Regions from separate parts of the Homo sapiens genome. Here region 2 is linked to region 1. The links are chromatin loops, found by intact Hi-C in ENCODE. Cell type or tissue: HepG2. All regions are shown on one strand.

What was found. A loop is a pair of places that touch in the nucleus more often than their neighbours do. Peaks named below come from ENCODE experiments on the same cell type or tissue, not always from the same donor. Only the 100,000 strongest peaks of a DNase experiment are listed, where the experiment ranks them.
Region 2: a loop joins it to region 1, with 7 times the contacts of the local background. A loop is called at or near these places in 2 of 110 quality-filtered maps.

What each region holds. Positions count from the first base shown.
Region 1 is chr20:2,005,845-2,008,344 of GRCh38, reverse strand. PDYN-AS1 (PDYN antisense RNA 1) reads right to left here. Exons shown (of 4, transcript NR_134520.1): 4 at 828-1,413. Among named protein-coding and RNA genes, the nearest start is that of PDYN, 13 kb to the right of the region's middle. RefSeq lists a silencer at 2,128-2,422. In HepG2, a CTCF peak has its summit at 1,455 (motif pointing left); DNase peaks (open chromatin) are centred at 1,454 and 2,304.
Region 2 is chr20:2,065,344-2,067,843 of GRCh38, reverse strand. No RefSeq gene overlaps it. Among named protein-coding and RNA genes, the nearest start is that of STK35, 35 kb to the left of the region's middle. In HepG2, no CTCF peak of the experiment used is centred here; a DNase peak (open chromatin) is centred at 1,183; H3K4me3 peaks cover 405 bases.

The DNA.
Region 1 (2,500 bases):
GGTGTGGTAGTTTTCAAACTTGGCTGTAAATTGACACTCCTTCCACTTAGAGATGGGGTCTATGTCCCCTCCTCTCAATCTGAGTGGCCTTGTGATGGTTTTGACCAACAGAGTGCGAAGGAAGTGACACTATGTGACTTGCAAAGCTAGGTCATAAAAGGTCATGCAACTTCTGCCTGTTCACTGGAACACTAGCTTTTAGAATCCTGCTGGAGAGGCCAAGGTAAGGCATTGTAGCTGAACCCAGCCTTTGAGGCAACACTGCCTGGGACCATGTGAAAAAGTCTCAGGTTATTCCAACCCCCACCTATTTGAGTTTTCCAGTCTGAGACCCCAGACATCATGCAGCAGACACAGCCATACCTGTTATATCCTGTCTAAATTTCTGATCTAAGACTCTGTGAGCATAATCGAATGATTGCTTTGTTATCCCACGAAGTGTTAATGTGGTTTAATATGCAAGAATAGAGAGCTGAAAGAGTAGATATATTATTAGTATTCTCCCATCTTACAAATGAAGAAGCTGAGTTTCAGAAAGATTAAGCAACTAGATCCAGGCCTTGCAGACAGTCAATAGTAGAGCCACGATTGAATCAAGGTCTGGTTAATTGCAGAGCCTGCTCCCTTCTGATGATCCCGGGTGACTCCTACACTGAGTAGGGCTCCCTGACAAAAATCTCCCAAGCTCCCCCGTTACTGCTCTTCAATCTGGAGACCCACTTTGGTCAATCTAGATTTCAATGACTAGGATTTGATTACAGAAACAGCCTTCGTGACACATTTGATTTGCATTCTTTTCAAATAATTGAAAGACATTCACTCTGCAATCGCTTCTTTTCTGACTTTATTTTCCCCTCCACACCCACAGGCAGGAGCCAGATATTTTTGCCAAGCCTGACAAATCTGCTCCTCTCCCCACATTGCCCCCAGTGCACCAATGCCCACTAGTCCCCTATTAAATCCCAGTCAGGGTTGTGAGAAGGCTGATTCAGCTCCCTCTCCCCACCCCCTCAGAAGAGTTAGGGATGAGCAAATCACTTATTGGAGTAATTCTGGGAGCTGAGGCAGAGCCATGGCTGGAAGCCACCCACTAACAAGAAACCCAGGACATCAATCAGCCAAACTGATTTTTCCGCTGCCGCAGCCACTTAAACAGTTATCTTTGCTCGAGGCTTTGTCCAAAGTTACTCAATCAGTGGGTTCCTGGGCGATAAGTCACGGCAGCCTCACTGCACTGTCTCTGTGTCCTAGGGCTGCCTCTTTACTCACTTCTCGAGAGGGGTTGAAGTTCATTTTTTGCACTCTAAAAAGAAGAGCTCCTGCACTGCTTGCGCACATATTCTGGTTATAGCGGGAAGATGAAAAAGGATATTGAGGTCTGCTGGGATATCAATACGCTTCTCATTTGACGCCCTGCGGAGGCAAGGGAAGGATGTTTTAATTCATTTTATAGCGCCCCCTGCTGGTCGCGTGGTCCAGCTGCAACAAACGCATGATCCAAGCCTTCCGGGGAGCCCCTTATAAGCCATTTGTGGGGTGGGGAGGGGACCCATTAGCCACACAATCTCCTTTTCCATTTTACATATGGCAAAGTTGAGGCCAGAAAGAAAAACATGATTCCCTCAAGGTTGAATAGTGAGTCAGTGCTATTGTTAGAATCAGCCTCTCCCAAGCTGGCACCTTTTCTAGGCTCCGAGAGTGCCCAGCGCATAGTTAAGTGGCTCTGCTTGACAGCACAGCATGAAATTAGGAGGTCCTGGATTCAAACCTAAGCTCTGCCGCTTAATAGCTGTCACGAGAAGGGAGTTCTCAGAGACCCAGTTTTCTCATCTATGAAATAGGGGTAAAATAAAAATGGGTAAAATAGGATTTTGTGAGGATTCATTCATCCACACATTTATTAAAAACCTATTGAGTGTCTACTATGGGCCAGGCACCGTGCTGGGTACTTGCGGTATAATGGTGAATACAACATTGCAGTACCTGTTTTCTGCTTTTTTGTTTGTTTTTAGGGTGACAGTCTAATGAGAGTATTAGATAACATATGCAAATACACAGCATAAATTTAACAACTGTTGAGAAGGGAAACATTTTCCCTTTGATTCTCCACACTTTCCAAGTATCAGGAGGCTCGGGGCCTTGCCCCAGCTGTATCAGTTTAGGAATATTGATGACTCGAAGAGATTAAGTGATTTAAAGGTCAAGACCACATAAATCTCTGTATTCTTCAGTATGCCTGCCCCCAGGATGTGCTCAGTAAATATTTGTTTGGTTGCATGAATGTCCCACGTTCTGGCTTCCTCGCCTCCCCGGCTGCCAGCCAATCGCTGTCCGTGGTGCTGAAAAGCAAATTCCTGCTACCGAGCATGAGGCGGCGCAGGTGCTGAGGCAGAAAATGGAGCCCAGGGGAAGTGAATAAAGAGAGGAAGAATGAGCCAGCTTTTCACTGACTATTAGTGACATCTTCATTTTGCCATCTCTTGGAATCCAAAGCTAATAT
Region 2 (2,500 bases), 59 kb before region 1:
CCTGCACAAGTTTCTACTGGAGGATTTTTGCTCTGGTAAATTGTGATTCTATGTATCTGCCTCTCTTTCTCCAATTTAGAGGGCGGCAGTTTGTCCTATGATCTCAGTTCTCTGACAAATCTAAGAAGAGTTGTTGATTTTTCAGTTTGTTCAGTTTTTGGCTTGTTAGGATAAAATGACAACTTCCAACATCTCACATGTTGAACTGGAAACTGGAAGTCTGTGATTAAAGAAAATTTTTTTCATTGTGGTAAAATAGATAAGTTAAAATTTGCCACTTTAATCATCCTTAAGAGTTGAATTCAGTGGCAATAAATACATTCGCATTGTTGTACGACCATCACCGCCATTCATCTCCAGAACTTTTCTATCATCCCAACCTGAAACTCTGTACCCGTTAAACACTAATTCCCCATTAAGTAACTGCAAGCTTTTATATGATTGCTGATGCTGTCACTACTATGTAGTAAGCAATGGCAGCTCTTCTACTGGGATATTGGGCATCATTCTCAAGAACATATGTAGGGTGGGGCATCATGACATACTTTTGAGAAGGGAGCTAATGAGGTCAATGTGTGTGTTTTAGGGAGAAAAATCACTAATAGAGAGAAACTGTGGTGGAGCATGGTAGTGATGCTCCTTCAAGTCAGAGCTAAGCAAGCTGCCCTGAAAATTGGTCCTAAATGGAAACGTTTATCAAAGTAAATGTCTTGGCTCCACATTGACTTCATTTCACTGGTTTTGTTTTATTGTTTCATCTGCCCAGGAATGGAACCTTGAAACTTTTAGCGAGATGAATGGGAAGATTCCTTGTACTAATCTCATTTCCAAATGTAACTGGTGTCTGAATTATGAAGCTCTCTGCTTCCAAAGGCTACGTTAACAGAACCATCTATCCTCCTCTCCATGTAAGAGGTCCAGGGTGCCATTGTGATGCATGTTCATTATTGCAGCAATGGAGAAGTAATGGAGTTGGTACAACCTTTCAGAAGGCAATTTGGCAATATGTATCAAAATGTAAAATTTGCAGAACTTTCAGTTTAGCATTTCATTTCAAGGATCCCAAAGAAGTAATTGGACAAATGGTCAAGGGTGTTTGTATAAAGATGTTCAATGCAGCCTTGTTTATAATTGTGAAATATTGGAAACATTCTAAATGTTCAACAGTAGGGGACAAGGTACATTAGTTATCCACACAGTGGAATGTTTACTATGCAACTCACCAAAGATAAGGTGGAGCTGGAGGTAAGGAAAAACCTCCACAGTATTCAGGGATATCCTGCAGAATATTTCTCTGGTTAACATTTTCCCAGTGGAATCATTCTTAGTTTATAATACCCAAACTTGAGAGAATACACATCTCTCAAGAACAATGTCTTTTTTGGCAAATGCTTGCACAGGAAAAACATTTATATTCATATCCCTAAAACACAATAGAATATTTTAAAATTATCTTGGGGAAAAAGTTACTCATTATATCGCAAATAAGTTTAATGAAGCTTAGAATTACATATAGAAGGATAAAAATGCAACTGAGTGACCCAAACCTTCCAGTACCAAGGAGTCCTGGCTGATAAAGTGCAGTGGAAGTCACTGGATGAGACGTTCAGGGATGCTTTTATGGAAGGAACAGCCCCTGTTCCTTGCTTCTCTTTTGCCTTTTTGCCCCTTCCCCATTCTCCCTGTCTGGAACATGGAAGTGTTGTCTAGAGTGCAGCAAACAGCATACAGCCATGAGACTACAAAGCCTAAAGATGAGTCTTCACAGTGTGCAGAGGAAAGAAGGAAAGAGGAGGCATAAGGCATACCCAGCACTTCTTGTTACATAAGACATATACGCATTTTAGTAATTTATATCTTTTTTTTTTTTTGAGAAGAAGTCTTACTCTGTTGCCCAGGCTGAAGTTCAGTGGCGCAATCTTGGCTCACTGCAACCTCCACCTCCTGGGTTCAAGCTATTCTACTGCCTTAGTCTCCCAAGTAGCTGGCACTACAGGCATGCACCGCCACATCTGGCTAATTTTTGTATTTTTAGTAGAGACATCATTTCACCATGTTGGCCAGACTGGTCTTGAACTCCTGACCTCAGGTGATCCACCTACCTTGGCCTCCCAAAGGGCTGAGATTACAGGTGTGAGCCACTGCACCCAGCCGATTTATATCATTTTTTGGTCATAGCTTCTTCCATGTGCTTCTAAACATGATCCTGACACTGTGGTTATTATTTTCCCTTTTTTTAATTTCTAAAACAAAATTATAAAAATATATCATGAACTAATAACAAACAATACCTGAAGGAGTTAAATAGAAAGAAGTTTAAAAACACTGCCAGGGTCAGTGGCTTATGTCTGTAATCCCAGCAACTCAGGAGGCTGAGGTGAGAGGATCGCTTGAGGTCAGGGGTTTAAGACCAGCAACATAGCAAGACCCTGTCTCAACAAAAATAAAAATAAAAAATCAGTTGGGTGTGGTGCCACTTGCCTGTTCCAGCTACTTGTGA